Regions from separate parts of the Homo sapiens genome. Here region 2 is linked to region 1. Evidence: read pairs that join two places in POLR2A ChIA-PET (ENCODE). Cell type or tissue: A673. All regions are shown on one strand. Each heading gives the region's core, and the rest is flanking DNA. Links, peaks and the distances in the headings are about the cores only. Region 1 holds the start of LOC124902802 (protein GVQW1-like). Region 2 overlaps ZNF143 (zinc finger protein 143).

Evidence for each region. ChIA-PET counts read pairs that join two places held together with the same protein. Peaks named below come from ENCODE experiments on the same cell type or tissue, not always from the same donor. Only the 100,000 strongest peaks of a DNase experiment are listed, where the experiment ranks them.
Region 2: POLR2A ChIA-PET joins it to region 1 with 10 read pairs; 2 of 35 experiments call an interaction of 5 or more read pairs at or near these places.

Annotation. Positions count from the first base shown.
Region 1 is chr11:9,811,343-9,828,137 of GRCh38, forward strand. It overlaps SBF2 (SET binding factor 2), which reads right to left. Exons shown (of 40, transcript NM_030962.4): 29 at 5,498-5,682; 30 at 1,190-1,366. It overlaps LOC124902802 (protein GVQW1-like), which reads left to right and starts at 6,655. Exons shown (of 2, transcript XM_047428003.1): 1 at 6,655-6,855; 2 at 8,561-8,632. The coding sequence starts at 6,655. The coding sequence ends at 8,632. In A673, for the core only: no CTCF peak of the experiment used is centred there; no DNase peak of the experiment used is centred there.
Region 2 is chr11:9,481,775-9,498,569 of GRCh38, forward strand. ZNF143 (zinc finger protein 143) reads left to right here. Exons shown (of 16, transcript NM_003442.6): 8 at 12,872-12,991; 9 at 14,529-14,604; 10 at 15,901-16,026. Among named protein-coding and RNA genes, the nearest start is that of ZNF143, 29 kb to the left of the region's middle. In A673, for the core only: no CTCF peak of the experiment used is centred there; no DNase peak of the experiment used is centred there; H3K27ac peaks cover 810 bases.

The DNA of each region.
Region 1 (16,795 bases), core at 4,707-12,706:
AAGTTAAAAAAAGAATTTGCTTTAAGAGTTAACTTTTAAGATGTCAATATCCCAAGTGGGCAATTATTTTCCACTGTCTTTAGTCCCTATCTTTTGGTACAGGTCCACTTTCTAGCAAAGAGTAGAGCACAGAATGTATCAGAAACATGGATAGATAAGTTGGGTGGAGGGGTCCGTTTGGAGCTGGGGCTCATAGCCTGGGGACAGAAGGGAGTATCGACCAGTTCCTTCCACGGGTATGCAAAGCACCCTAAATTGCCTTAATAATAATGAACACAGCATGATACATTTATAGCCAAATATTTATGTGGCGGCATTTCTCTTTGGTTTAAGTATCTTGAGAACAGTCACAGCCCTGAGTACTGACATCATTTCCTTTTTTTTTTTTTGCCTTTTAGTCCAATGTGCTGTGGGAAACAAGAGGCAGGATGCTTGGAGGTAGATGGAGGCAGGGGACTGGGAATTTCTGCAAGGTGATAACAAATAATGGGGGCCAGGCGTGGCAGCTCATGCCTGTAATCACAGCTCTTTGGGAGGTCAAGGTGGGAGGATTACTTGAGGCCAGGAGTTCAAGACCAGCCTGGGCAATATAAGAAATAAAGGGGCTTAAAGACAAGGCCCTTTAATTTCTCAATAAAAGTTCAATTAAGAATATCCCAAAGTTGACTGAACTGAAAGATGATAGACACTGTGTTTTTTTTTCAAGCCTTAGGTAGGCTTGGGGGCATCCAGTGTGCCTTTGGTGGGTAGTGTGGGGTGGATCTAAAATCTAGAGACCTGGGATAGGCAGACAAATGAAAGGTGAGAGCTCTTGGGAGTCATGCAGAAGTTGCCCTCTGCCCTGGATCCTTACTGTATTGACAACAGAGCAGGAGCCCTGTAAATACATGCTGATTAAATTTACATCAAAGATTTCCATCTAAAAATAATTTTCTCCTTAGTGTCCTATAGATACCAAACTTTTAAATACACAGAGATAAAAACCCAGCGATCAAGACTTCTACTCCCTCACCTCCTATACCAGATGATTTCCTTAGTCTGAAAGGCCTTTACTGATGGCACACAATGAAGGAGGAGAATGTTGGGGAGTAGGGGAACAAAGTATTTTTTTTCTCAAATACAGTTCTGTATATCTACTTGGGCCTCTGTTTCTTTGAGTTATAAAGAAAGAAGCTGCTTCAGACATTACCTGTGGGAACCACTCAGAATCTCCCAGCGCTTTCAGGAAGGTCACTTCTGAGTCAGTAGGGATGGTGCTTGGGATACAAGCCCTCATCAGCTTCTTAAAACTGGCTTTCACTTGCCGGATTTCATGAAATTCAACAGGAACAAACTCACAATTTAAAGCAAATTCTACCTTGAAGTTCTGCGGATGAAGATTCAGAGAATTAGGCAGATGAAGTGCTATAGGTAAAAGAGTGATGTTTCCAATGGGGCAGTGCATAATGACAAAGTTATTTGGGGCCAAATAGCTGCAGAGGCTGCCAATGGGTCAAGAAAGTCAATCTTGTACAGCAATGTGTCAGTGTTGGTGGGAACAGCCATTCAGTACAAGCTAGTGGTTTGCCCAGAATGGCAAATCTAGTCCTTACTAGAGGTAGATTACTTAGCCTAAGAATGCGTTCATTCTGAGAACTGGAAGAGCCTACTGGTAGACTGGAACTTGATGGAGCTCATAATACCAAATATAAGTCAATTATAAGGCCATGAACCTGGAAGTTTAAAGAGAAACTAATGATACATGGACAGTATGATTACTCCAACAGTGTAAACTAAGTCTTCCCAAGATGTATATGGTAAGGGATAGGTAACACACTGTTGGAGTTCCAGACTGTACGTGTATTAAAGTTTGTAGATATGCACATATTTGTTTCTTATTATGCAAGTAAAACATATTCATAATAAAAATGAAAAAAGGTAGAGATAAATATTGAGAAAGAAATAGAAATCACTTTCTTACTGCCCCAAGACTACCAACATTGTGGTTATTTTTTTGTTTTTTTGGGATGGAGTCTTGCTCTGTCACCCAGGCTGGAGCGCAATGGTGCGATCTTGACTGACTGCAACCTCCGCTTCCCAGGTTCAAGCGATTCTCCTGCCTCAGCCTCCCGAGTAGCTGGGACTACAGTCGTGCGCCACCATACCCAGTTAATTTTTGCATTTTTAGTAGAGATGGGCTTTCACCATGTTGCCCAGGATGGTCTCAATCTTTTGACCTTGTGATCCGCCCACCTCGGCCTCCCAAAGTGCTGAGATTACAGGCGTGAGCCACCACGCCCAGTCCTACTTCTTAAAAGTCAATAATAAAAAATTACATGGTCGGGCACGGTGGCTCATGACTGTAATCTCAGCAGTCTGGAAGGCTGAGGCAGACAGATTACCTGAGGTCAGGAGTTCAAGACCAGCCTGGCCAACACGGTGAAATCCCATCTCTACTAAAAATACAAAAAGTAGCCAGGCGTGGTGACAGGCACCTGTAATCGCAGCTACTCGGGAGGCTGAGGCAGGAGAATCACTTGAACCCCGGAGATGGAGGTTGCAGTGAGCTGAGATGACACCACTGCACTCCAGCGTGGGCAGCAGAGTGAGACTCCACCTTAAAAAAAAAAATTACATAAAAAAACCACGAAAGGCTTTGTTCATTTCTATCTTTGGGATAATATTTTTTCACTTAATATATGTATCAACCTATATTTATTTGAGTACTTTCTCATTTACATCTTTAATCCTTATGGAATTTATTTTGTGTGTGGTATGAGTGTTGCATTTGCAATTAAAGAATGCTATACTGATGGCCTACTGGTATATTTCATTTTAATAACCTGGTTGCCTAGCTCTGAAGAAGATTTAAAAGTCCTCTAACTTTTCATGCCAAAGAATGAATTAATTTTCTCAAAATGTTTCCACTTTCTTTTCATTGTGCCCAAATTACTCTATTGGACCATCTGCTTTTCTAAGATTAAAACTGCTTTCTGGAGATTGGTTGCACAGCAACATAAATGTACTTAATAATACTGAGTCATACACTTAGAAATGGTTAAGATGGTAAATCTTGTTATGTGTATTTTATAATTTTTCCTTTGTCTTAATAATTCTATTTTTAAGGAAGCTATTCTAAGGAAATAATCTAATAGGAAAAAACCCCCAGGGAATGGTATCTCAATTAAAAAAAATAACAAAATAACTTATTTGCTTGGAATTGTGACTGTAATTTTATATACAGAAGATAAAGAAACCTAAACATCCAACAACATGGGATGAATAGTGACTAAAATAGTTATGAAGACTATATGACATGGAAACATAATGTTAAGGCTTCAGATAAATAACCTAGCGATATACATGAGTTCCTTTCTATTATTTTTAAAAACTTATAATAGACAAAACATAGTTTACTTTTCAGGAAAGGTAGATTCCTATTTCCCAACTATACATGAGCTAGGTATGCTTATCTTATAAACCAGGAGTTACTAACCAAAGTATTGAGACACTCCATTAGGTTGTAAGGAATTTGTTCCTAATAATAAAGTATTAAAGTATGTGAATTTACCTAGGTAAAGGCCAAATTCAAGATTATTTTCAGAATAAGTCACTGTAATTTATTGGCTTTCATGTTTCTTTGTTGGGAGAAAAAGGTATGGAATTGTAACTGGATGGCATTGTGCAAGCTAGAATGTGGCACATATCAGACAGATACAGAGCCATATTCTACATACAAAATTGAATAAAAGATAAAACCTGAATGGAATATATAGAATAGCTGACAACTATTGTGCCAGAATGGTGGGATTACATTTTTAAAAATAATAATACTTGTCCGGGTGTAGTGGCTCACGCCTGTAATCCCAGCACTTTGGGAGGCCAGGGCGGGTGGATCACAAGGTCAAGAGATGGAGACCATCATGGCCAACGTGGTGAAACCCCATCTCTACTAAAACTAAAAAAAAAAAAAAAAAAAAAAAAAAAAGCTGGGCGTGGTGACGCGTGCCTGTAATCTCAGCTACTCAGGAGACTGGGGCAGAATTGCTTGAACCTGGGAGGTGGAGGTTGCAGTGAGCCGAGATCATGCTACTGCATTCCAGCCTAGCGACAGAGTGAGACTCCATCTCAAAAACTTAAAAAAAATATAATAATAATATTTTATTGAGGAAGGGCAGACAGAAAGAAAAAGAGGGCAGGAGGAAGAGAGGGAAGGAAAAAGGCAGCATCCCAACTCTTTCTTACTCAAATACGTATGATCACATAGCTAATCTGAGAAATTATGTGCAAAGAGAATGGCAGAGGGGAGTATTAAGGAGCTAAACCTCGGAGAGTGATTCGGATCACGAGTAAGTGTTGTGCTGAAGCATGGAAAGTCTGTGCTCTGGAAAAGACACTGGCACCAGCAACCCTGGATTGCTGTAGAAAAGGGTTCTATTTTTTGGATATAAAATTATCTACTGTATCAGAAGACACATATGCAGATTTAAAACTTGAGCATTACCCAGCAGTTTTATGCCCTCTACCCTAAAGGTTAGTGACTAAGTGGTTGCAGCAGTCCAGGCAGTGGGAGAAGAGCTAGCAAAGCCACTAGCCTGCTCCAGAAGAGATGACTCAGTTACTGGCATCTTAAGGGCCAAGCATGTGGGATCTTGCTAATGGCACCCTGCTCACAGTTTCTGCTCCACGGTTCAGCCAGAGGTCTGTCTAGGTTGTCCAGTGCCAACTGGAGCACTGGATTAAACGTTGAGATTTCTGAGTTAACAGATAACTTTCATGTCCTATATACCTACTGGTAGTAATGAAATTTATTTTGTAATGTGTGACTTGCAAAACATTAAATTCAAGGAATTGTTGTTGCTTTTGGAGGAAAAGACCATCTTTACAATTTATGGGCCCTCAGCATGGTGAAGCTCTTTAGCGCAACAATTTAACAGTAAGAATAAAGTTGATTAGCATCTAGTATTTTGAATTTTCTGACACATCTTAGGACATGTGTCTCTTTCTATATAGCTTTGCGAAGTTTTAACAAGTGTTACTCAGAAAACCTAGACTTGGCCTTGCCTTGCCTCCATACATGGTACCACAGTCTTCCTCTCTCCATTCTTCTATGTTTCTGTAGCCTGCTTTAGGTTTACCATAACAAAACTATCTGTTTTGCCATGGGCAGATTCCTGTGGAAACTGAATCAAGGCTGTTGAAAACACAGCCTGATGAAGCCTTATTCCTTTTTTTTGTATGTATGTACGCTTCCTGATGTTTATGTTGATTTTTTACTATTATGAATAAATATTTATTTTCATGGCTAATAAATATGCATATGTATATACATGTATTGATATAAAAATTAATATATATAAATAAATACAAAAGGAGAGCTAAATTTTTTGAGATTATTAACTCCAGGTTAAGAATCATGCTGTAAAAAAAATTCTAGCAAAGCTGGTTTGTGATACAGGTTTTATCAACAGCCCTAGCGTATCCATAAAGTTTCTAAGTGAGAAAAAAGAAATCTTACCCTTAGTTGCGACTTTTCACCAAATATGTAAAGGGCTGCTTGCCGTTTCAAGAGCTGGTTTTGTAGGTAGCTGCTGTTACTGAAGGAGGCCGAGTGATCCTTGCCTGCCAGCCGGGCGCCAACATCAATGAAGGATGTTGGAGAGCTGATCAAGCGAGTGCTAGAGCGAAGACTTGCCCACACACCTTCACAAAAGCCAAAGTCGTGGAGTGAGATAATCTAATGTGGGAATGCCACTAACTAAGGAAAAAGGTGCATGCTCTGGAGCTACAGTTTTAGAGGTCATAGCAAGCTGATTAATCTAAAAACCGTAAGTCATATGGTCATTTGCTACTTCTGTAACATAAACATTATCCAATATAGCATTTCAAAATCACACAATCTTAGCCTCAGAATGACCTAGCAAATCCCCCAAATCAATCCTATTTTATATTTTGATGTAAATTCAGGATTTAAAAGTAAATACTAAGATCTTAAGCAGAAACAGTACATTGATACTGAAAACAAAACATGCTGGCAGGAGGTACTAATAAAGTCTAGGAAGGCAAATGCTGAGTTATGCAATTTCTCAGGGCTTCATGAAAAAAGTAAGGAACATTCTTCTGCTTATTTGGTCAATTTAACATGACATTTAAAGATATGAAATAGAAACTTCATAAGTCTACTAAAATCTGAAGCTGGATTTGGAATTAATATTTGTATATCATGCCAAAACGATGTAATTCTAAACAAGATTATATTATATTTTTCAGTATCCATGAAGAATGAGAATTATAAGTTTAGTAATGGGCACAGTGCCTCATGCCTGTAATACTAGCACTTTGGGAGGCCAAGGTGGGCAGATCGCTTGAGCCCAGGAGTTTGAAACCAGCCTGGGCAACATGGTGAAACCCCGTCTCTACCAAAAAAAAAAAAAAAAAAAAAAAAACTACAAAAAGACACCTGTATTGGGAGGCTGAAATGGGAGGATCACTTGACCGCTGGAGGTGGAGGTTGCAGTGAGCCAAGATAGCGCCACTGCGCTACATACTGGGCAACAGAGTAAGACACTGTCTCTAAAATAAAATAAAATAAATGAATAAAATGTACAGTCAGAAGCCTATATCTTTATTTTATTTTTTTTGAGACAGAGTTTCGCTCTTGTTGCCTAGGCTGGTGTGCAATGGCGTGATCTCAGCACATCACAACCTCCACCTCCTGGGTTCAAGCGATTCTCCTGCCTCAGCCTCCTGAGTAGCTGGGATTACAGGCATGCACCACCATGCCTGGCTAATTTTGTATTTTTAGTAGAGACGGGGTTTCTTCATGTTGATCAGGCTGGTCTCGAACTCCCGACCTCAGGTGATCTGCCTGCCTCAGCCTCCCAAAGTGCTGGGATTACAGGCATGAGCCACCACGCCCAGCCAGAAGCAGATACCTTCTAAGAGAAAGGGCAAGCTAAAATGCTAGCAGAGTCTCAATGAGATAAGATGACCTTAGTTATATTAATTAGAAAAATCAAGGATTTCTATATGCAAGTGAGACTATTAAATATCAAACATCCAGACACAAAGGCATGTACTAATTCTCAAATTTGACTAGCACTGTATCACCTTCAAATCAAGAGGCCCTCATAAATGCCTGTAGAACTGTGGTGTTTATCTCATTGATGGGGTCACAGGGATACAGGACTTTCCTACTGCCTCCCTCAAGTGGGTTTTCTTCTTTAGATCTAGAAAGCCTGTTTGAGAAGCTTTAGTCTTTTCCTAGTATTAAAGTCATGTTTCTAGGTGACCAGAAGTCACCATGATGTCACATCTGCTTCTCTTTCTCTTTATAAGCATTTACGGGGTCAGGAGACCAGTTCCCAAGAAAAGTTTTTATTGGTCATTTCAGCTTCACATGCACGAATCTTTCTTTGAGATGGAGTTTCACTCTTGTTGCCCAGGCTGGAGTGCAATGGCGTGATCTCGGCTCACCACAGCCTCTGCCTCCTGGGTTCAAGTGATTCTCCTGCCTTAGCCTCCCGAGTAGCTGGGATTACAGGTGCACACCACCACGCCCGGCTAATTTTTGTATTTTTAGTAGAGATGGGGTTTCACCATCTTGGTCAGGCTGGTCTTGAACTCCCGACCTCAGGTGATCCGCCCGCCTCAGCCTCCCAAAGTGCTGGGATTACAGGTGCGAGCCACCACACCCGGCTGCATGAATCTTTCTACGTAGTTTACGAGGTTTTCTTAGACATTATGGCAATTATTAATTTTTTTGTAAATGGAATCAGAGGAAATTCAGAATGCAGATGAGAATAAAGGATATAATTTTACAAATGCAAAAAAATTACTTGTAACATATGTAGTTTCACATGAAGATGGTTTAAAAGAGTGATATATCAGGACACATAATACAGTACCTTGATTATGGACTCTTCCCTTAGCTGAAGATTTGGGATTTGACTGAGTAAAACATTTATCTCTGTACCCATGCACTGGTAGGTAAGATTAAAGACAGAAAGAGAAATAAAATGTATATAGCAGCAAATGTCAGAGCAGATTGAGTAAGAGAAGAATAGGCTATTTAATTTTTAAAATTAGCAGGGGAAAAATGTAAATATAATAAAAGTAGAAGATTTAATTAACAAACAAAAAGCTGCACAGTCACAAAAAAAAGATGTATTGAGTACCTGTTAAATGAAATTTCAGCACCTGTTTATAAATACTATAAGCACAATGAAATGGACAGCACACAGCAGAAGGTGCCACTAAAAAATTATACCAAATGGAAGAAGCTTTTGAAGATTGTCATTCAGTCAGAAACAAATTTTTATAATAAAATTAAGGAATTTGGGGTGTGTATGGGTGAATGTTAGGAATACATTGGTCCTCATATTGAAGGAGAATGGCGAATGCTGCATGTTGTACAACACGTTTGTTCTTTGAGCAAGGTCATCACACCAGGAAACAATGAAGCTCTAGCAACCATTTGGAATAACTAAGGGCATGTTTTTGCAGTAGAGCATTAAGCATTGCCACGCTATCTTCCTTCTTCTCTTTTCATTTGGAAATTATATTTATTTTCCATAATTAGTTACGAGCAGCAAAAATTCATAATCCTGTGACAATACCCAATATCACTAATAATACAGCTTGTGATGACTGAAGTAATGACTTCTCTTAAAATCCCTACTTGCACCAAAATGACAGGCAGTATTAGAGATAATAGTTTTGTAATTTGAGTAATATATTTTTTTCCAACAGAAAGGGGTTTATGATGATGGCAAACCAAAAATTGTGAGCAGTTTTAGCACTTTCCAAGCAAACAAATTGCTCAAGTCAATTAGAAGAAATGATTTTATATTTATTCAGGATTACAATCTTTAATAGTAGTATTAAGTTATAAAATGCAAAAGTGTATAACATATGACATAACAAAAATCATTACAAGTGAGTTTTCACTCCCACTTCACTCCTTTGGAAGCAGAAAATGAAGGGCACTGATGGCTCTGGTGGCCAAAGGAAGCCAGAAAGTAAGGGCTGCAGAGGTGCTGGCTGATGACAGACAGAGAATGTGACTGCAAGATGGAACGAAGGCTTGGGACATGGCCAAGGCACACTGTGTGGCCTCCTCTGTGTTGGCTGACTGCTCTCCTTTCTGCCAAAATTTTGAACTTTCCTATTGAATATGGGACACTAAGATGATGACAGTGATGCTTGAGTAGTTCCTGATTCTGAGATACTGTTCCCTTAACACATCACACTTTCTTATGCTAGTCTTACTGCCTGGAATGATTTCCCCCATTTCCTTACCTGACACATTCCTACTTAACCCTTAAGATCCAGATACAATATTAGCACCTCTTAAAGGCATTCCTGACTGCTCCCAAGCTGAGGAGCTCTATTTGAACTTTGATCACATTGTGTCGATTATCTGTATATTCTTTCACTCTACAAGATTGTGTGTGTGAAAGGAAAATAAAAACTCAGGACTCCAGTTCACTACGTCAAAAGGAAAAAATTAGGCTGAAAGGTGAGACATAACAAGACGCTGCTTTTCCTTTTGTTCCTAAACAAACAGCTACAGTTAAAAGGTTAAACTTATCCACAGGTAGCTACTGGTATGTTCACTTTACCTTACAGATGAATACATAATTGACTATTCCCCTACCTGCTCCTTTTTTCTTGCAACATGTGGATTACTATACCCTCCCTCTTTCTCGTTTAAATATTAAAGCCCTCAAAATCATTGTTGGAGAAAGGCACAGACCTTTCTCCAGGGCGAGTCCTTAACCTTGGCAAAATAAACTTCTGAATTTATTGAGACCTGTCTCAGGTACTTTTTGGTTTACATGTGCTTGTGAGGGCAGGCACCTAATCATGTTTATTCTCGTATCCATGCTGAGAGCCTGAAATACAGGCACTCAAAGAATTTGTTGATTATTTACTTTTTGCAAACCAATACATTGTGAGCTGTTCTGACTCATTATTGTATCTTCAACCCAATTATTTGCACTGAAAGAGTGAAAAGGGGGTATTAAACAAAAAATATTAAGGACTCCCCCAAACAGAGGCTCATCAATGAAAAACTGCCAAGTTTTGGCCAATTAGTAGAAAATCCGCAATGATAAAATGGCCAGTACTGATATGGGGCCAGCAGGGAGCTTTGAGAATTCTAATCCCATCTGGAAGTCATTTTAACCAAAGGAATTAGACTACCGCATTGGTTGTTGGTGGTGAGGTCTACTTAGATTTCCTGAATGATTTCTAGATGTCCTGGGCACTTAACACCAGCAAAACGTCTCAAGCTGTGTTTTTCCAAGCTGCAGGATCCTCCTTAGTGGCTTGGGAAATCACTCTAATAGGTCAAATCAGTATTTTTTTCAAAATTAAACATTACAGTTGAAAATACTAATGAGCACTGCATGTGGTACGGATGAATATTGTTTCACAGAACTTTTGTTTTAGTGTATACATTATACATTTTGCATGTGCCTTAGTACTACCTGAATTGTGATATAAAATGAATGGGTATATATACATATAAATATAAAATACATTTCTTACTGCGAGTCATGATCAAACAAGTTTGAAAGTCACTGGCTAAACCTAGGGCATATGCCTTCTATCTCTTGCCTTAGATCAGTAAGGCTCAAAGCAATTTAAATGCAAATGTCGACTTTCTTCCCATTTCAGCAGAGTATTAGGCAATGGCAATGATAACAATAACTATAATAATAATGACAACTAACATCTATTAAAATGCTACTATGGGCTAGTTACTAAGTTAAATGTTTTACATATACTATTTAATTTATTCCTCATAACTACCTTAAAAGTCTATATTATTTTTTAAAGATGAAGACACTGAGAATTAAGAGGTTTCCTAATTTGCTTAATCACACAGTAAGTAGTGGGACTATGGTTTGAATTAGAATGTAACTAAACTCTTTTTTTTTTTTTTTTTTTTGAGACGGAGTCTCGCTCTGTCACCCAGGCTGGAGTGCAGTGGCGCGATCCTGGCTCACTGCAAGCTCCGCCTCCCGGGTTCAAGCCATTCTCCTGCCTCAGCCTCCCGCATAGCTGGGACTACAGGCGCCCGCCACCACGCCCGGCTAATTTTTTGTATTTTTAGTAGAGACAGGGTTTCACTGTGTTAGCCAGGATGGTCTCGATCTCCTGACCACGTGATCCGCCCGCCTCGGCCTCCCAAAGTGCTGGGATTACAGGCGTGAGCCACCGCACCCGGCCACTAAACTCTTAATGTATTGTTTCCTGAGGAACCATGTGACCTTGGACCCAATCAGTAAGAACCGGCTAAGGGGACTGCTTCAGGGAAGATATGACACAGTTCATTTTCCCCATAGGAATGCGTTACTGTTCAGAGAACTAGTGTTTCCTAAGCACTGGTGTTATTTCCTCTACTCTGTTCTGACGAAAGGGGAGAGGGAAAAGAGATGCTTAGGTCACATGTGGGGCCTTATTGATCACTGTGATCTTATACCTGGCCCAGTGCATGAGACACTAGATGTATTCAGTAAATATATCTGCACTGATACGATGCAACACTGAACTAATTCTAGTCCCAGTTATACTAATATTTGCTATGCAGCCTTGGCCAAGTCACTTAATCTCCCTGGGCCTCTTTAAATACATATCCTGGAGGTTATTTCAAGAATAAAATAATACATGGAGAAAAACTTAAAATGTAAAGGATGAAAAATTAAAAAGCTGCCTCCAAGTGGCTACTTCTCAAATATACCCAGCTATTATATTTTGGTATTTGAGAGGCAGTACTAATTTTCTCAAGGCATTTTTCTACTCAACAAAGAAATTTATCCAAGTTGTAAGTATATGTGTTTCCCCATTGGGCTTAAATGCTACTTTAATTTTAAATGAAAAACAATGTGATCTATTCACTTCTTGCTTTTAAAATGATTCTTAGGTAAAAAAGGATGCAGCCCTTGTATTAGGAACTCACCAACATGCATGCTGAATGCAAAGTGATCACCCTGACTGAAAAAGAGGTGAAGGTCAATTTTAACCCTGGCTCATCAGACCAGGAGAGACACACAGTGGAAATAACATAAGAAAACTTGGAACTAAGACTGTACGACAATGAAAAGAATGAAAAAAATTGTGAAAATAGGGGAGCAAAAAGAAAAAGGCTAGGAAGAAGAACTAGGGGTTAGGGTAAAAAAAAAAAAAAAGAAGAAGAAGAATTAAATGATAGGAGGCTCCTCTCACAGTGGTATCTAACTCTGGAAGAATGAAGAGACTCTGTACTGTGAGTCGGTACAAGGAAATGAATTACTTGCAAGGCATGGGCATGTTTATACCTAGTCTTGCCCTGGCCAGTCTAAATGTGTGTCTGCCTGGTATGTTCACATAACAGAGAATCTTTTGAGACCCTTAACTTGCTTGCCTCAGTTCATTCGTCCTACTTTGAGAAGGAATGACACTATCAGAAGAAACACAGAAAGCAGCTCTAGAGATCACAGAGAATGTTGAAGGTGTCAGGAAACAGCAGTATCTCTTTGTCCAGTTTATCACTGGGACTTCACAAGGTTTTGGAGGCTTTAGGAGTGAAGAGTTAAGAGATGGAGTAAAAGAATGAGATTTGCGTTTCTGGATTTTAGCTTAAGATACCATAATGACAAGCACCTGGTTAGGAGTAAAAAACTGTCATAAGGAAACAAGCCAAATTCACAGTAATTTTCAGCAGAAAGTATTTGAGAAGGGTGTCAGAAATAATATTTATAGCCTCAGATATGCACATAGTGGTCATAAGTTAAATAGGAGATTTTAATCTGAAAAGGTAAATACAGCCTTCTGGGTGCCTTTAGGATTAGCAAAGAATGGAGTCATAAGAATATAACCACTACTGGGAATTCCCTTGTATAAAAGAAGCCAAGAGTTGGAGGCCAGTGTTAAAAAAGAAGATAGTGTAGTTGAAAAAGATTGTTAAGGCCGGGTGCAGTGGCTCACACCTGTAATCCCAGCAATTTGGGAGGCTGAGGTGGGTGAATCACGAGGTCAGGAGATCGAGATCATCCTGGCCAACGTGGTGAAACCCCATCTCTACTAAAAATACAAAAATTAGCTGGGCACGGTGGCACGTGCCTGTAATCCCAGCTACTCGGGAGGCTGAGGCAGGAGAATTGCTTGAACCAGGGAGTCTGAGGTTGCAGTGAGCCAAGATCAAGATCGCTCCACTGCACTCCAGCCTGGTGACAGAGCGAGACTCCATCTCAAAAAAAAAAAAAAAAGAAAAAAAGAAAAAGATTGTTGAAAATCTATGAACCTTGAGTACCAACATAATAGGAGGAGACAACTGTGCAGCTACAATTTATATTATAGGCCACCTGGCCAAATGTTGGAATGGATAACATGGTGACGTGTACAATGGCAAAATACAAGATCAGGTTGTGGGGTGGGAGGGTTTCAATTAACTAGACATCTGCTGAAAGTTGCACTGTCTAAAAGTTGAGTGGAAAAATTACTGACTTTCCTTGCTGACAATGTAAACTTTCATATGGTAAATAAAGCAGTAAGGGGAAATGCAATCTCGAACCAAATTCTGACAAGAGTGCTTAGCAACTGAAATACTAGGAACCTTAGGAAAAAAATCACTGTACCATCTTTTAGTTCAAATTCACTGAGAAAGAAATGATGAGAAGAACGAAGCGTGTATCTTAAACTTTAAAATAATAGTACTCTAAAAATTCAGAAAAATGATATATATGGCTGTAATGGGTTGAAATGTGTCCCCCTCCCAAAATTTATATTAAATCCCAACCCCCAGTGCCTCAGAATATATATCATTAGTTAAGATGAGGTCATACTGGAGTAGAATGGGCCCCTAATTCAATATGACTGGTGTACTTATAAAAGGAGAAATTTGGAGCCAGACACAGAGGGAGAATGCCATGTGAAGATGAGGGCAGAGATTTAGGTAATGCTTCCAGAAGCCAAGCAATGCCAAAGATGGCCAGCAAACCTCCAGAAGCTAGGAGAAAGGCATGGAACAGATTCCTCCTCACAGCCCTCAGAAGGAACCAACTCCCTGACACCCTGATCTTGGACTTCCAGCTTCCAGAACTGTGAGACAATAGTTGTTTAAGCCACCCAATTTGTGGCACTTTGTTACGGTAGCCCTAGGAAACCAATACAACGACTTCAAGGCCTGACACACTCATTGGAAAGATGACTCAAGGAGGTTGAAAGCTCTTAGGAAATCCTGCAATTACAGAAAGTTCTGACGAGGCAGGAAAAGAAAGTATCCAAAAAACCAGTATGACCACTAGGAGATGTGTACGGTTTTCAAAAGGGAAAAAAGTGAATTTTGTAAAGTAGAATCTTTATGTTGATTCTGAACCAAATTCTAGGAATGGAGTATCAATGGACTATTCATAGTTACTTTTAAAAAAAAGCACTGATTCGTATAATAAGTCACAGCAAAATAACCATAAAACCCTTGGTGATGCAGTGAATTGTTTGAAAGACTGGCAAATAGTGGATTAAAACGATTGACAGAGATTTAGAAATATGGGCCTGGTGAGTTTTAGTGGGAAGACTCATAACCAGTATAGATGAACAGACTGATCTTTTTCTTCAGAGGGGTTTATATTATTTTGCTGTAGGTCTTTGTCCTTAGCTCTGGCTTGTTCAACATTTTTTTAAACGAAGAATCACATGAGAACAATGATCAAATGTATGGATGACAAAAGGCTTGAAAACAGCAAATGCACTGGTAGACAGAATCAGGGTCCAAAGGTCTAAAATACCAGTCCACACCCCAAAACATGAAATTTCCTAGTTGTAACACTGCTAGTGGGTCCAAAAAGCAACCATCAAGGCCAGTGTATTTTTAAGAACAATAGCACATGTGAAGCAGACAGGGATTTCAAATGATATTAATCTCCACATGGGTTAACCTAGTGATGGGGCTGCCCATAGCTAATGCAGTTTTAGGCTGTGAGAACACCTAGAGTGCTGGGTTCAATTCTGTGGAGTGTTCAGAGTGATAAGGATGGTGAGTGGACTACAACCATTTCAACTGGGGATATTCAGAGTTAACTAAAGGCAGGAAAAGAAAGTATCCAAAGGACCAAGATGTGTATGGTTTTCAAAAGGGAAAAAAGTGAATTTTGTAAAAAGTGAATTTTGTAGAAAGCAAGCCTGACAAGAGTTTTTCCTGAAGGGTTTTACGTGTGGGAGAGTACACTTACTTTCTAACCTCAGAGGATAGAGCTAGGGCCAATATGTAAAAGTGGTGGTCAATATGAGAAAGCAACACATAGAGTTGCTCACAAATGTAAGGGATTATTTTGGGGAAGAAATGAGTTTCCCATTACTGATGATGTTCAAGCAGAAACAAGATTACTTACTTAGTGTGTGGTGTGTATATATATATATATATATGTGTGTGTGTGTGTGTGTATGTGTGTGTGTGTATGTATATATATACACACACACTTTTGTTTATTTTTTGAGATGGAGTTTTGCTCTTGTTGCCCAGGCTGGAGTGATCTCGGCTCATTTTGCTCTTGTTGCCCAGCAATGGTGCGATCTTGGCTCTATGCAACCTCTGCCTCCCGGTCTATGCAACCTCTGCCTCCCGGGTTCAACTGATTCTCCTGTCTCAGCCTCCTGAGTAGCTGAGACTACAGGTGTGCACCACCACGCCTGGCTAATTTTAGTATTTTTAGTAGAGACAGGGTTTCACCATGTTGGCCAGGCTGGTCTGGAATTCCTGACCTCAGGTGATCTGCTTGCCTCAGCCTCCCAAAGTGCTGGGATTATAGGCGTGAGCCACCGTGCCCGGCCTACTTAGTATCTTTTTAAGGGAATTCATCATTATATGGGGGTGAGAGGAAGAGTCTAAGATTCTGTGACTCCATTGTGAGACAGTGGGACTTCACAGTTGAGATATCTGGGGCCAGGTGCTTTCTCACGCCTGTAATCCCAGCACTTTGGGAAGCCCAGGTGGGAGGACTGCTTCAGGCCAGGAGTTCAAGACCAGCCTGGGCAACATAGTAAGACTCTGTCCCAAAAAATATTTTAAAAATTTAGCTGGGAGTGGTGGCACACACCTGTAGTCTTAGCTCCTTGGGAGCTTGAGGCAGGAGGATTGCTCAAGCCCAGGAGTTGGAGGCTGCAGTTAGTTAGCTATGACAGTTCCACTGCACTCCAGCCTGGGCAACAAAGTAAGACTCTGTCTTAAAAAAAAAAAAAAAAGAATCTGGTCTGGAATTTCCTCTGCAGAGTGAAAAGAATCTCACATAAACTTCCAGAGAACAAAGTGGATGACCTTTTGGAGCTTAAAAGAATGAATACTTAGCCTTTCTCTATTTCCTCATGTCAGCAGCTACCTGGATATCATGATGTCTTATCCTCCAAACCAGTATTTCAGAGGACAGGAGCAAAAATAACAGGACTTGGAGTTCCTTCGATCTGGAATCACTTCTCCTTAACTATCTATACTTCTGTGATAGATTGGTCTTTCTGCCCTGCAAATCTGGAGTATCAGGGAGTACTCCCAGGGCTGACTCATCATTTAGACATGCTCCCCTTACCTCTTAATGCTCCCAAACTTATCAATATATATGACATCAGCAATTATTATACTTCTTGTCCCACAAGGCTAAGCTCATCTGTCATCATGCTAGTAATACATTTGACCATTCATTCAGAAGAGGGTAATTAAGAACAATTTGAATCATAATTAATTGATTTAAAATATCAACTATCTAGAAAAATGCTTTCTGCTTTTAAGCTTGCATCAGTGCTCAGTTATAAAATCAATCTTACTAACCTCCTTGAGCAA
Region 2 (16,795 bases), core at 1,105-9,104, 330 kb before region 1:
CTACTTGGGAAGCTGAGGCAGGAGAATCGCTTGAACCTGGGAGGTGGGGGTTGCAATGAGCCAAGATTGTGCCACTGCACCCCAGCCTGGGCAACAGAGTGAGACTGTCTCAAAAAAAAAAAAAAAAATTTCAGAACTCAAAACGTAACTAGGAATTCAGAACTGCTGAGGCAAAATGTCATTAAAAAAACCCATTACTCTTTTTTTTTTTTTTGAGGTGGAGTCTCACTCTGTCGCCCAGGCTGGAGTGCAGTGGCTCGATCTTGGCTCACTGCAAGCTCTGCCTCCCGGGTTCACGCCATTCTCCTGCCTCAGCCTCCCGAGTAGCTGGGACTACAGGCGCCCGCCACCACGCCCGGCTAATTTTTTGTATTTTTAGTAGAGGCAGGGTTTCACCATGTTAGCCAGGATGGTCTCGATCTCCTGACCTCATGATCTGCCTGCCTTGGCTTCCCAAAGTGCTGGGATTACAGGCGTGAGCTACTGTACCCGGCCCCAACTCTTTTTTTTTTTTAAGACGGTGTCTCGCTCTGTCGCCCAGGCTGGAGTGCAGTGGCTCGATCTCGGCTCACTGTAAGCTCCGTCTCCCGGGTTCACGCCATTCTCCTGCCTCAGCGTCTGGAGTAGCTGGGACTACAGGTGCCCGCCACCATGCCTGGCTAATTTTTTGTATTTTTAGTACAGATGGGGTTTCACTGTGTTAGCCAGGATGGTCTCGATCTCCTGACCTCATGATCCGCCCACCTCGGCCTCCCATAGTGCTGGGATTATAGGCGTGAGCCAGCGCACCCGGCCAAAAAATCCCATTACTCTTTATCTGTAGACATATTACCATTTGGTATTGGTACCAGTAGACAAATAGAAGACTACTGAATGGGATTCTTTTTTTTTTTTTTTTACTGTAGCTTTTTTCTCCTTTGCCTTTTGTACCTCTTCCTTACAGACTAGATCTGCAATGTCCAATACGGTTGCCACTAGCCATATGTGGCTGTTAAGCACTTGAAATATGACTAGTCCAAATTGAGATGTGCTGTAAGTGGATTTTGAAGACATAGTACGATAAAAATAATGTAAAATATCAATAATTTCTTATATTGATAACGTTGAAATGATATTTTGGACATATTGTGTTAAACAAAATAATTACTATTAATTTCACCTGTTTCTTTTAATTTTTTTCAATTGGTTACTAGAGATTTTTTGTTTTATTTTATTATTATATTTATTTATGTATTTTGAGATGGAGTCTTACTCTCTTGCCCAGGGTGGAGTGCAGTGATGTGATTTTGGCTGACTGCAACCTCCACCTGCTGGGTTCAAATGATTCTCTTGCCTCAGCCTCCCGAATAGCTGGGATTACAGGCATGCACCACCACACCCAGCTAATTTTTGTATTTTTAGTAGAGATGAGGTTTCGTCATGTTGACCAGGTTGGTCTCGAACTCCTGACCTCCAGTGATCAACCCACCTCAGCCTCTGAAAATGCTGGGATTACAGGTGTGAGCCAACATGCCTTTTTTTTTTTTTTTTTTTTTTTTTTGGAGACGGCATCTCGCTCTGTCACCCAGACTGGAGTGCAGTGGCGCGATCTCAGCTCACTACAACCTCCACCTGCTCAGTTCAAGCAGTTCTCCTGCTCAGCCTCCCGAGTAGCTGAGACTGCAGGCACATGCCACCGTGCCTGTCTAATTTTTTGTATTTTTAGTAGAGACAGGGTTTTACCATGCTGGCCAGGCTGGTCTCGAACTCCTGACATTGTGATCCGCCCACTTGGCCTCCCAAAGTGCTGGGACCACAGGTGTGAGCCACCATGCCTGACCCCTATTTTATTTATTTATTTATTTTTTGAGACTGAGTCTTGCTCTGTCGCTTAGGCTGGAGTGCAATGGTGCAGTGTTGGTTCAAGTTATCCTCCTGCCTTGACATTCCAAAGTCCTGGGATTATAGGTGTGAACCAATTTGCCCGGCCGGAATTCTTTTTTTTTTTTTTTTTTGAGATGGAGTCTCACTCTGTCACCAGGCTGGAGTGCAGTGGCATGATCTCAGCTCACTGTGACCTCCGTCTCCTGGGTTCAGCGGATTCTCCTGCTTCAGCCTCACGAGTAGCTGGGACTACAGGCACATGCTACCATGCACAGCTGACGTTTGTATTTTCAGTAGAGAGGGGGTTTCACCATGTTGGCTAGGATGGTCTGAATCTCTTGACCTCGTGATCCGCCCGCCTCAGCCTCCCAAAGTGCTGGGATTACAGGCGTGAGCCACCACACCCAGCTCAGTAAATTTTTAATCACATATGTGGCTTGCACTTGTGACTTATTATATTTCTCTTCATTAGTGCTGGATCAGAAGTTCATGACTTCACCATTCTCTAAAATGATTAATTACCGTATTTAAGGTTGAGAACCTAGTACTTGGTTTTTTGTGGTTTTTGTTTTTTGAGACAGGGTCTTGCTTTGTTGCCCAGGCTGGAGTGCAGTGGCCTGATCTCAGCTCACTGCAGCCACTGCCTCCTGGGTTTAACTGATTCACCTGCCTCAGCCTCCTGAGTAGCTGGTATCACAGGAGCGTGCCACCATGCCCGGCTAATTTTTTATATTTTTGTTAAAGAAATATTTAAAAAAATGTTTTTTATATTTCACCTTGTTGGCCAGGCTGATCACAAACTCCTGACCTCAAGTGATCCACCTGCCTCGGCCTCCCAAAGTGCTGGGATTTCAGGCGTGAGTCACCGTGCCCAGCCTGAACCTTGCTTTTCTAAGTCTCTTTTTTTCTACCTCTAAAAGAAAGGTATTAATTAGATCCATGGTTATCTTAGGGGCAAAAGTTTGGTGTTTTTTTTTTTTTGTTTATTTTTTGTTTTTTGAGATGGAGTCTCACTCTGTCGCCCAAGCTGAAGTGCAATGGCCTGATCTTGGCTCACTGTAACCTCCACCTCCCAGTTGAACTCCTGACCTCCAGTGATCCACCCACCTCAGCCTCCCAAAGCACTAGGATTACAGGCGTGAGCCACCGCACCTGGCCAAAGATTTTTTTTTTTTTTTGAGACGGAGTCTAGCTCTGTCGCCCAGGCTGGAGTGCAGTGGCGCGATCTTGGCTCACTGCAAGCTCCACCTCCCGGGTTCACGCCATTCTCCTGCTTCAGCCTCCTGCATAGCTGGGACTACAGGCGCCCGCCACCACGCCCGGCTAATTTTTTGTATTTTTAGTAGAGACAGGGTTTCACTGTGTTAGCCAGGATGGTCTCCATCTCCTGACCTCGTGATCTGCCTGCCTCGGCCTTCCAAAGTGCTAGGATTACAGGCGTGACCCACCGCGCCCGGCCGCCAAAGATTTTTTAAGATAATATTTTTAGTGTTTTTTTTAATTCAGGTAAAGTACAAAGAAGAAAACCCAAAATGACCCGTAATCTTACTCTACGTATCTATTTTACATATTTTTAAATATAAAAGTAATCATGTTTATGTTTAGAAAATCCAAATAGTATAGATTAGTAAAAATAAAAAGTGAGGGATCTACTGCCTGATAGTAATTATTGTTAGAAATCTGCTTTGTTGTTGTTTTTTTCTCTCTCTCTTTTTTTTTTTTTTTTTTTTTGAGAAGTCTCGCTATGTCACCCAGGCTGGAGTACAGTGGCACAATCTTGGCTCATTGCAACCTCTGCCTCCCAGATTCAAGTGATTCTCATGCCTCAGCCTCCCAAGTAGCTGGAATTACAGGCTTATACCACCATGCCCAGCTAGTTTTTGTATTTTTAGTAGAGACAAGGTTTTGCCATGTTGGCCAGGCTGGTCTGAACTCCTGCCCTCAAGTGATCCACCTGGCTTGGCCTCCCAAAGATTATAGGCAGGAGCCACCGTGCCTGGCCTTGTTTTTGTTTCTTAATCTTCCTGGCAGTGCTGATGTGTCTCATGGTTCTTTAAAAATTCCTCTGGTGCCACACTTCTAGGATTGTTTCCTTTCTTCAAAGAGAATACATTTTTAAAAATTCAAGTTGTTTTTATTTTATCCTCCCCCAAGAATATAGATTATTTACATCATACAAGTTAACAAACACCAGATTGTAAGTTATAGCTGCCATGTGCATTAGGCCGTTACAGTAAATGGGATTATAAGTACTAAACCAGACAATACAATGCAATGTTTATCCTCAACCCTACTGAGTCTCTCACTCTATAATTACAGAAGCTCTGCCAGTTAGGTTCCACTGGACTACAGCATCCTGAAACCTGGTTGGTTAATAGCTTGAGCTCTAGAGCCAAACTCCTTCAAATCTCACTTCCCAGCTTTTGACCATGGGCAAGTTACATTACTAAGCCCCTCTGAGTCTCATTTTTTCTATTTGTAAATCATAGTTGATATTGAATTCATTGGATAGCCATGGGGGCCAATTAGACAGTGTACGTAAAGCAGCCACCACAGTGCATCACATAAATGCAACTGCTCAATAAATGTCAGTTAGCCTCTTTATTATGAGGTCACCTTGGAATTTAATCTTAGCTCCAGTCTTGTATCTACCTCTGGAATTTGCACCTCCTTAGAATATAATGGTCCTAGGCGCTAATTATATTATATATATATTATATATATATTATATATAATATATTATATATATAATATATATAATATATTATATATATAATATATATTATATATATTATATATATAATATATTATATATATTATATATATATAAAAGCCCTGTTTTTTGAGGTATCAGGAATCCTGTCAGGGACTAGCAGATCTCTGATCCACCCTCATCTGCCAAGGCCAGCAGCTCCAGTTCCTTTTTCTGTGTGTTTTACACAGTAGAATGCCATGTAAGATTTTATCTGCGAAAGACGTTTGACTCCTTCAGAAAAGAAAAAACATTATTGACTTAGAACAATGTGTTTTGTTTTGTTTTTTTTTCCCTGAGACAGAGTCTCACTCTGTCACCCAGGCTGGAGTGCAGTGGTGTAATCTCGGCTCACTGCAGCCTTTGCCACCCGGGTTCAAGCGATTCTCCTTCCTCAGCCTCCCGAGTAGCTGGGACTACAGGCACCCGCCACCACGCCTGGCTAATTTTTTGTATTTTTAATAGAGATAGGGTTTCACTGTGTTAGCCAGGATGGTCTTGATCTCCTGACCTCGTGATCCACCTGCCTCAGCCTCCCAAAGTGCTGGGATTACAGGCGTGAGCCACTGCACCTGGCCCTTTTTTTTTTTTTTTGAGACGGAGTTTCACTCTTGTCACCCAGGCTGGAGTGCAATGGCGTGATCTTGGCTCACTGCTACCTCCACCTCCCAGGTTCAAGCAATTCTCCTGCCTCAGCCTCCCGAGTAGCTGGGAATACAGGTGCCTGCTACCACGCCTGGCTAATTTTTGTATTTTTAATAGAGATGGGGTGTCACCATGTTGGCCAGGCTGGTCTCGAACTCCTGACCTCAAGTGATCTGCCTGCCTTGGCCTCCCAAAGTGCTGAGATTACAGGCGTGAGCCACAGCACCTGGCCACAGTATGTCCTTTATAGACAGGCAGATAGGCCCTATGTATCTTGCACAACGTTACATGGTGAGTTTATGGCAGAGCTAAGGTTATGTCTTTTTGTTTGTTTGTTTGTTTTGAGACGGAGTCTCGCTCTATTGCCCAGGCTGGAGTGCAGGGGCATGATCTCAGCTCACTGCAAGCTCCGCCTCCCGGGTTCATGCTTCTCCTGCCTCAGCATCCTGAGTAGCTGGGACTACAGGCGCCCACCACCACACCTGGCTAATTTTTTGTATTTTTAGTAGAGATGGGGTTTCACCGTGTTAGCCAGGATGGTCTCGATCTCCTGACCTCATGATCCGCCTGCCTCGGCCTCCCAGAGTGCTGGGAGCCACTGTGTGAGCCACCACGCCCGGCCAAGGTTATGTCTTAATTCTCAGAACATACATTAAGTTTAAATACCAGTGAAGTCATTTTCTATACATGGTTTTTAGAAGCTGATTAGTATTTCACTGGTGTTAGCTTCAAAATTGCCCTTGAGAGTTTTCACTTGTGATGACATATCAGATTGCTGTTTCTTTGACAGAGACTGCACATATCTCATGCTGCATAACCCTGAAATACCTGTTATAGTTTTGGTCTTTTAATTTAGCTTTTGAGTTTTGGATTCTGTCCATTTTTTCCCCTAAAACATCTGTAGAATCAGCTATTGCTTTCTATTCCACAGTCATTATCCTAGGTTTGTTTTTATGACTTCTTTCCTGCATATTTATGATTATACAAACTTCTTTTGGGCTCCCTACCTCATTTGTCTTTTCAGTCTGTTCCCCGCTATTACTGTAGTTCTCTTTCTAAAACGCAGATAGCCAGGCATGGTGGCACATACCTGTAGTCCCAGCCGTTGGGGAGGCTGAGACACAAGAATTGCTTCAACTTGTGAGGCGGAGGTTACAGTGACCTGAGATTGCACCACTGCACTCCATTGTGGGCAACAGAACGAGACCCTGTCTTGAAAAAAATTAATTAATTAACTAATTAGAATAAAACACAGAGGTGATCTTGGCTTGTCCCTTACTTAAAATATTTTAATACCTTCCTTTGGCTTTCATTGTCTAGGCTTGCTGTTCAGGGTAGTATTTATTGCTTTTCACAAACTTGGTCCTACACTTTCATTTTCATGAAACTCATTCTATTATGTAAACATAATACTCTCATGTTGTTTCCACTTCTTCTAGATAACACTCCAAACCTTTGACCATACTATTCCTTCTGCCTAGACAGCACTCCCCAGTCCTCTTCTTCAGTCTTCAAATTTCACCCCTAGACAGCTTGCCCTAACCTACATCTCCCTACTTTTGCATTTTGCCCTGTTAGATCTTTTCATAGACTCCTGTGATAACAATTATTATATTCTATTATAATCCTTCATTAATAGCACAGTTTTACTAGCTAGACTGAGAGCCCTACAAAGGCAGGAACAGTATTTTATTTATCATTTTAGAAAGTAGGTATTTTGCCAATCATTTATTAAATATTTATTATTTTAGAATGTTGTGATAGGAAGTGGTAGGGAGTTATGATGGAGGGATAGGTATAAAGGGTAGTTAATTGGAAATAGAATAAGAAGGTAGTAGTGCAAAGCAGGTTCCAAATAGAAAAAAAAAAGATTTATTTGGGAATTGAGAAGGTAAATGTTAGCCTAGATTGGAGATAAAGATCTTTGCAAGGAAACATTTCCAATACAAGGGGAGGGAATCCTATCACACCCAAATACTCTATGCATTGAGGTAAAAGCCAGAATGGCTTTTTGACTGTGTCTCCCTGGCCTTTTATTTTTCCAACTACTGTATACTGTAGGTCATTGCTATTTTTGTAGTTTTCTTTCCAGAGGTTCCTTTTGTTAGTTGGGTGTTTGTACAGGTATTCATCCTACTGTACTTTGTGAGAATGCCTTTAAGAGAGGTCTGTTTTGAGTAATTAGATACTAGTGGAAATAATTCTGTTGGACACTGCCCTTACTTATAATTCTCTTAGCATGCCAAATGCTAGTGACTTCAGCTGGCTTAGAAATAAGAAACCTTGCTGTTGTCACCCATGTCCCCACCCCACAGGCACACATTCAGAGACCTCAGTAGTTCTCCCTAAACTGAATTTTCTGACCCTTATTTTACTACCCTAAGTTCTTAAAGTCTCCACTATAGACATTAAGAATGGGAGCAAAAACAAGTACATTTTTGGAAAAAATGTCCAATACTCATCATTGGTTAGGAATTCAACATTGTTTCGTTGGCTTAACTAAATTAGATGCCAAATTCCTGGTATATGTTTCATACCAGAATCGAAGCTCCTAATAAATTGGCCTAGGAGGAAGCAATAGAATAACAGAAAAGATTCAGATATGAGTCTCTCTGGAGTTATTTGCTGCCGCTACCTAGTCTGAAGGTGTGAGCAGCTGGGCTTAGTTTGGCAGATGTGGAAAGCTGGTAAGCACTTTCATTTCATAGTGCTGTTAGAAAGGAGGGGAAGAGAATAGGAAGAAGAGTCCTTTTCTCTTAATTTGGAGTCTTCAATTGAAATCTGCCTTTACAAATCATATAAAGCTTGATGCCAATTCTACTAAAATAAAACTCTACACTTGTATATGTATTTAAAAAACACTGGGCTGGGCATGGTGGCTCACACCTGTAATCCAAACACTTTGGGAGGCTGAGGCAGGAGGATTGCTTGAGGCCAGGAATTCAAGACCAGCCTAGACAACATGACAAGACTCCATTTCTACAATTTTTTTTTTAAAAACAAGCTGAGTGTGGTGGTACTCACCTGTTGTCCTAACTACGTGGGAGGCTGAGGCAAGAGGATCACTTGAGCCCAGGAGTTGGAGGGTGCAGTGAGCTGTGATTGTGCGACTGTACTATAGCCTGAGTGACAGAGTGAGACCCTGTCTCTAAATTAAATAAAAATAAAAAATACTGAATGGAAGTAGACCAAGAAGTTAACAGTGATTTTCCCTGGATGGTGGAATTATAACACACTTAAGCTTTTTTTTTTTTTTTTGCTTTTTTTTTTTTTTGAGACAGGGTCTCATTTGTTACCCAGGCTGGGTGGCAGTGGCACAATCTTGGCTCACTGCAGCCTCAACCTCCTGGGTTCAAGCAGTCCTCCTGCTTGATGACAGCCTGGGATGACAGGCACGTACCACCATGCCCAGCTAATTTTTATATTTTTTTTGTAGAGATGGGGTTTTGCCATGTTGCCCAGGCTGGTTTCCAACTCCTGGGCTCAAGTGATCCACCTGCTTCAATCTCTCAAAAGTGCTGGGATTACAGACGTGAGCTGCCGTGCCTGGTAGAACTTTTTGTTCTTCACTATGGTATCCAGACTCCTCCAGAGTACATGTGTTGCTGTTATAATACATGAAAAAAAAATGAAGTTATTAAAATAATAGTTGATTTTTAAAGGGTTCATAGAGGCTCTTCTGTTTTCATGAGCAATAAACAGAAACTGATCTTTTTGAGACAGGATCTCATTCTGATGCCCAAGCTGGAGTGCAGTGGGGCGATCATAGCTTACTGCAGCCTTGACCTCCCAGGCTCAGGTGATCCTCCCACCTCAGCCTCCCAAGTAGCTGGGACCACAAGTACATACCACCACACTCAGCTATTTTTTTATCTTTTGCAGAGATGGGGTTCCCCCCATGTTTCCCATGCTGGTCTCAAACTCCTGGGCTCACGCGATCCTCCCACCTTGGCCTCCTAAAGTGTTGGAATTGTAGGCATGAACCACTGCACTTGGCCTAAGAAAATTTTGTTCTAATAATATTTGATTCCCATTTCTTATAGTTTTATTAAGATATATTTCACATACTAGCTGGGCACAGTGGTACATGCCTGTAGTCCCAGCTATTCAGGAAGCTGAGACGGAGGATTCCTTGAACCCAAGAACTTGAGTCTAGTGTGGACAACATAGCAAGACTCCAGTCTCTTAAAATGAAACAAGAAAAAGATACATTTTACATACTTTTTTTTTTTTAAGTTTTTGAGACAGGGTCTTGCTTTGTCACTGTAATTTTTTCTATTTTATTTCTGTATTACTTTTTTGTTTATTAAGACAGGTGTCGGCTGGGCGCGGTGGCTCACACCTGTAATCCCTGCACTTTGGGAGGCCGAGGCAGGCGGATCACGAGGTCAGGAGTTCAAGACCATCCTGGCTAACACGGTGAAACCCCGTCTCTACTAAAAACACACAAAAAAATTAGCCCGGCATGGTGGCGGGCGCCTCTAGTCCCAGCTACTCAGGAGGCTGAGGCAGGAGAATGGCATGAACTTGGGAGGCGGAGCTACAGTGAGCGGAGATCGCACCACCTCACTCCAGCCTGGGGAACAGAGTGAGACTCCGTCTCAAAAAAAAAAAAGACAGGTGTCTCACTCTGTCACCCAGGATGCGTTGCAGTGGCACAAATACAGCTCGCTGCAGCCTAACCTCCTGGACTCGCGCGATCCTCTCACCTCAGTCCTCTGAGTAGCTGGAACTACAGGCAGGTGCCACCATGCACAGCTGATGTTTTTGCATTTTTGTAGAAATGGGGTTTCACCATTTGCCCAGGCTAGTCTCGAACTCCTGATCTCAAACGATCTGCCTTCCTTGGCCTCCAAAAGTGCTGGGATTATAGGCTTGAGCCACTGTGCCCAGCCTACATACTATTTATTTATTTATTTGTTTGTTTAAAATGGAGTTTTGCTCTTATTGCCCAGGCTGGAGTGCAATGGCACAATCTTGGCTCACTGCAACCTCTGCCTCCTGTGTTCAAGTGATTCTCCTGCCTCCCAAGTAGCTGGGATTACAGGCATTCGCCACCACACCTGGCTAATTTTTTTTTTTTTTTTTTTTTTTGAGACGGAGTCTTGCTCTGTTTCCCAGGCTGGAGTGCAGTGGCGTGATCTTGGCTCACTGCTTCTTCTGCCTCCCGGGTTCAAGCAATTCTCCTGCCGCAGCCTCCCTAGTAGCTGGAATCACAAGCACATGCCACAGCGCCTGGCTAATTTTTATAATTTTTAGTAGAGACAGGGTTTCGCTGTGTTGGCAAGACGGGTCTCGAACTTCCGTCCTCAGGTGGATCCACCCACCTTGGCCTCCCAGAGTGCTGGGATTACAGTCATGAGCCACTGCACCCAGCCCTAATTTTGTATTTTTAGTAGAGACAGGGTTTCACTGTGTTTGTCAGGCTGGTCTTGAACTTGACCTCAGGTGATCCACCCACCTTGGCCTCCCAAAGTGCTGAGATTACAGGTCTGAGCCACCACGCCTGGCACAGCCTACACACTTTAAATTTACCCATTTAGAGTGTACAGCTGAGTGGTTTTTAGTAAATTGAAAAAATTGAACAATTATCACAATCTTAATTTTAGAACTTTAAAAATACCCCTGAAAAGAAAAATTTCTTGTAATTCTGTTCATATATTTTAGTGGTATGAATCCTTTTATAAATCTTGTGACATTTTCAGGGTGAACCTAGCACTGTGAGTTATGAAGGCATATAAGACACAGTTCTTGACTTCAAGTAGCTGATAGACTAATAGGGAAGAAAAGGAAACATAAATGTCTTTACAACAAGACAGTTGATTAAAGTTTCACACCAGTGATATAAGCTATATATCACAGGTTTGCTGAGGAATTGAAGAATCATCTGTGTTTGGAATGATGACAACAGGCCTCATGGAAGTAGGGAGATGGAATTTTCTAGCCAGAAAAAATGTGGAATTATATTATTCTTTGTATAGGCACTTTTCAGTCTATAATAAACATTTTCTTTTTGCCCATTGGGAATTATGCCTACTTTTTTTTTTTTTTTTTGAGACGGATTCTCACTCTGTCTCCAGGCTGGAGTGCCGTGGCATGATCTCGGCTCTCTGTAACCTCCGCCTCCCAGGTTCAAGCGATTCTCCTGCCTCAGCCTCCCGAGTAACTGAGACTATAGGCACGCGCACCACCATGCCCAGCTAATTTTTGTATTTTTAGTAGAGATGAGGTTTCACCATGTTAGCCAGGATGGTCTCGATCTCTTGACCTTGTGACCCGCCCGCCTCGGCCTCACAAAGTTCTGGGATTACAGGTGTGAGCCACTGCGCCTGGCCTATGCATACTTTTATACAAATATTTTATCAACAGATCTACCTTTATTCAGAAAATTATGGTCTGCAACATTTAATGAACATACAGTATGGGGATGACAAAATAAATAGCTTGTAATTTAACAATTACACTGAGATCTCTACTGCTTGTTTTTTAGTTGATTTATATTACAAGGAAAAGTCAAAGTCTTTCTATATTCTTGTCATCTAATGCAGGGTACTTCTCAACTCCCCCACCATTATTCTAGCCTCTGTAACTCCTCCTTTCTCTGCCTTTACCGTTCTGGGATGTGTGTAATTGTAGTAGGTCATTACCCAGAATTATATGCCATGTGTGACAGTCTGCAGAGATAGGATGTTGCAACACTGTCACCACATGGCTCACAGAGTAGAAAGTCATTCTTCCATTTTTATGATACCTTAATTTCTATTTTAAAAAGCCTTTAAAAATCAGCATTTGGATTTTTATGTTATTACATCCCAGAAAAATGATCTTCTAGTGAATATAAGTACAGAGTAGTAGTATCATATGGATTGTAATGTTTCCTTTAGGTGACTGAAATGACCTACCCCTTTCTCATTGCTTTTGAAATTGAAAACACTTTTGACATTGTTTTTGGGACACAGGTTCTAAAAAAAGGCAGGTAGATGGATCACTTGAGTATATTAAGGAATACCTGCATCCAGTGAAGATGCTACTTAGGTTGTTTTTCTAGAGTAGGAATAGATCTGTGAGCTCCAGCTGTGTATTTCTGTGACTGTCCTTTTGACTACTGTACTTTCAGAGTCACTGACTTCAACCATGCAATGGAATTAACCTGACCGACTCAGGCTGAAAGAGTCCTAATAAAGTGATGACCTGAGATTGGAAACCCACATAACAGTTTTGTCTTTTTAATTCTGAAAATCATAATTTATCTGTTTTATTTCTGTATTATTGATTGATTGATTGATTGAGACAGGTCTCACTCTGCCACCACCCAGGCTGGAGTGCAATGGTACAATCACAGCTCACTGCAGCCTTGACCTCCCCGGGCTCAGGTGATCCTCCCATCTCAGCTTCCCAAGTACCTGGGAACCACAGATGCACCACTACACCTGGCTAACTTTGTAATATTTTGTTGTATAGAGACAGGGTTTTGTCATGTTGCCCAGGCTGCTCTTGAACTCCTGGGCTCAAATGATCCGCCTACCTCTGCCTCCCCATGTGCTAAGATTACTGGCATGAGCCACTGTGCCTGGCTTAAGTAATTTAAGTAATACTATTTGTTTTATTTAGATTGTTTTACAAGGACATGCTACAAGAGTAACTGCTAAATCTCAACAGAGTGGAGAGAAGGCATTTCGATGTGAATATGATGGATGTGGAAAATTATATACAACAGCTCATCATCTCAAGGTATATATAAAAGAAATGTTCTATCTAGTTATGAGAATACCTAGGATATTAAATACTAAGATCATATTTTTGTGTAATTCAAATGCCACTGTTTTCTCCCAGTTATCAAGATACTGGCACTTGGTCACACTCATACACAGACATGTAAAAACCTATGCGGACTTTAGAGACTGTTAATTTTTTGAGGGCTTGGACTGTGTTTTTTTCATCTCTGTATTCCTAATGTCCAGGATACTACCTGGCACATGGTAGGTACTCTACATATTTGAATATATGTTGTCAAGTATGAAATCCATTTAATTATATGAGAGATATGTGTGTAATCACACATCTCTGTTAATTCACTGAAATCTAGCAAAAGTTGGTGTTAATTTGGCTTTTAAATATTTGGGCTAAGGCTGGGCGTGGTGGCTCATGCCTGTAATCCCAGTGCTTTGGGAGGCCGAGGCGGGTGGATCACCTGAGGTCAGGAGTTCAAGAACAGCCTGACCAACATGGTGAAACCCTTTCTACTAAAAATACAAAATTAGCCGGGCGCAGTGGCAGGTGCCTGTAATCCCAGCTACTCGGGAGGCTGAGACAGGAGAATTGCTTGAACCCGGGAGGCAGAGGTTGCAGTAAACCAAGATTGCACCACTGCACTCCAGCCTGGGCAACAGAGCGAAACTCCATCTCAATAAATAAATAAATAAATATTTGGGCTAAGTATTTTTATTTCACTTGCTGCTATACATAACAGAACATACCATGACTCAATAATAGCTAAGATTTGTTAAAGAACTTTCAATGTGTCACGAAGTATGCACTTAGCATATCTGGAGTAGTGGCCCTGGGGCCCATCTTCACTATTTATCAGTAACCTTGGGATGTTAGTTGACCTCTTAGTACCTCATTTTCCTCATCTATAAAATTGGATCCTAAGAGTTATCTCCCTCTCAGAGTGGTTGTAAAAATTAAATAAGTTAATACCTTACACGTAAAGTACTAAAAAGAGTGTCCTGATGTGGTAAATGTTCAGTAAATGTTAGCCATTGTCATTGTTACTCATTTGTCATGGCAACCCTCTATGGTAGATACTATTGTGTCCCCACTTTTCAGAGAGGCCTTTGAGGCTCAGAGAAGGCAAGTGCCCATGGCCACACCACTAGGCAGTGGTGGATCCTTGCCTCAGATCCAGGCCCCTCTAGCAGCAGCCTCCACACTCTTAACCTTACATTGTGTAGTCTCTCCCAGCCCCCTGCTTCTAGTTTCTCATCACGTGTATGTTTCATGCAGACACCTTTGACCACTCGAGAAAGCTCAGACCTCAAACGTTCCTGTTCCCTACTTAAAACATTAGTAACTATCTCTTAATATTTAACATTTAGGTCTATATTGAGAACTATTGGGCTATCGTTTTTGTGAAGTTATCTTTTTTATAAGAAAAAAGCATACAACAAAATCATTTAGCAGTGTGGGAAAAAGTAGTTCTGTGTTGCAACCATCTTCCTGAGGAATACGTAAAGGAAATAGAATCATGCCTGCATTTTAATCACAGGTCCATGAGAGGTCACACACAGGAGATCGGCCTTATCAGTGTGAGCATGCAGGCTGTGGGAAGGCATTTGCAACAGGTAAAAGTATGAATTTTGTTTTTTTCTTGGTTCCAATTAGGGGTCAAGTAGAGACAGGCTAGTGGAAGGAACTGACCCCTTGGCTGTGTCTGAATCTGCAGAAGCACATGATCAGTTTTTCAGTCTCTCTCATAACTGCCTTTCGTCCTGCTTGCTCCAGACCCCTCTCTGTTCTTTTCTCCACTGACCTGTCTCTGCCTGCTGTGTTTTCTTTTTCTTTTTCTTTTTCTTTTTTTTTGAGACAGTTTCACTCTGTCACTCAGGTTTGGGTGCAGTGGCAGGATCTTGGCTCACTGCAACCTCCGCCTCCCAGGTTCAAGCAATTCTAGTGCCTCAGCCTCCCGAGTAGCTGGGATTACAGGCGCTCGTCATCATGCCCGGCTCATATTTTGTATTTTTAGTAGAGATGAGGTTTCACTATGTTGGCCAGGCTGGTCTCAAACTCCTGGTCTCAAGTAATCCGTCCGCCTCGGCCTCCCAAAATGCTGGGATTACAGGCGTGAGCCACTGCACCTGGCCTGCCTGCTGTGTTTGATACTTTTCACTCCTCCACATTCTGTTTATTTTAGCGGGAAAATAAAAGCCAAGCTTTAAAGGCTGTCATAGACTCTAACATCAGGACAGGCCTTAGCAATGGGATGAGGCCTTTGCATCCAGCAGGGCTGGGACTGGCACCAGGCCTGCTGACTTCCATTCTTCATTCCATGTCTTGATTCCACTTTGAGCTCTTGGGGTATGAGAACAACTGATAAAACTGAGGCACTTTAGAAAAGAAACACACAACCTCTTTTAGACAGAAATGAAACTATTGAATTTTCAGCATGGCAGTCCCGAGCTATGATACTTTTGTACATTTTTTTGTTTGTTTTTGAGACAGAATCTCACTCTGTCGCCCAGCCTGGAGTGCAGTGACGTGATCTCGGCTCCCTGCAACCTCTGCTTCAGGGTTCAAGCGATTCTCCTGTCTCAGCCTCCTGAGTAGCTGGGACTACAGGCATGCATCACCACACCCAGAAAATTTTTTGCATTTTTAGTAGAGATGGGATTTTACCATGTTGGCCAGGCTGAGCTCGAACTCCTGACTTCAGGTGATCCGCCCGCCTTGGCATTCCAAAGTGCTGGGGGTACAGGCGTGAGCCACCGTGCCCGGCCCTTTTGTACATTTTAAATAGTTATTCTGTGTATTTGCCTGATATTTTATACTTGGTATTGACTATATTTTTCAGTAGCTTATTCTCAGTGTGCATGTTTAGAGCAGTATTGTGTAATTAAATTTCTTTTAATTTTTTCTTAAAGGTTATGGATTAAAAAGTCACGTCAGAACTCATACAGGAGAAAAGCCATATCGGTGTTCGGAAGATAATTGTACTAAATCTTTCAAAACTTCAGGAGATCTACAGAAACACATCAGAACTCATACAGGTACTAGTGGAAACAGAGTGTCAAAATCTTTTTTTTTTTTTTTTTTTTGAGACGGAGTCTCGCTCTGTCGCCTAGGCTGGAGTGCAGTGGTGCAATCTTGGCTCACTGCAAGCTCCGCCTCCCGGGTTCACGCCATTCTCCTGCCTCAGCTTCCCAAGTAGCTGGGACTACAGGCACCCACCACCATGCCTGGCTAATTTTTTGTATTTTTAGTAGAGACGGGGTTTCACTGTGTTAGCCAGGATGGTCTCAATCTTCTGACCTCGTGATCCGCCCGCCTCTGCCTCCCAAAGTGCTGCGATTACAGGCGTGAGCCACCGCGCCCGGCCTAGGCCAAGTTAATCTGCAGGGACGGTACTTGAGGAATGAGTTTCTGGAAGAGTTTCAGGAAGTCAATATCAAGGGCTTCTCTTGAAACCCTGAAATTCCATATGACTTGCTGTATATGCATGTCTGCTGCTTTTCAGGGTGAGGGCTCATAGCTCTGTTAGATTCTCAGAAGGGTCCACGTCCCAGAAAAGATTAACAGTGGCCCTAGACCACGAGCTCTCTCAGGTTTTAGTTGTCTGGGCAACAAGTTTATTTACCTAGGATTACACATCTAATTAGTAGCCGAGCTGAGACAGAACCTAAGGCACCCAGTTGTTTCTCCTGCATTAAGTAGCTGCTAAAGAAAGTGTCTGAACCCCAACAGGCCCACAGCAAGAAAGATTCATTACTTTTTGTGATCATTTCTCCTTCTCTTTAAATTTTATCTTCTTTTCCTAAA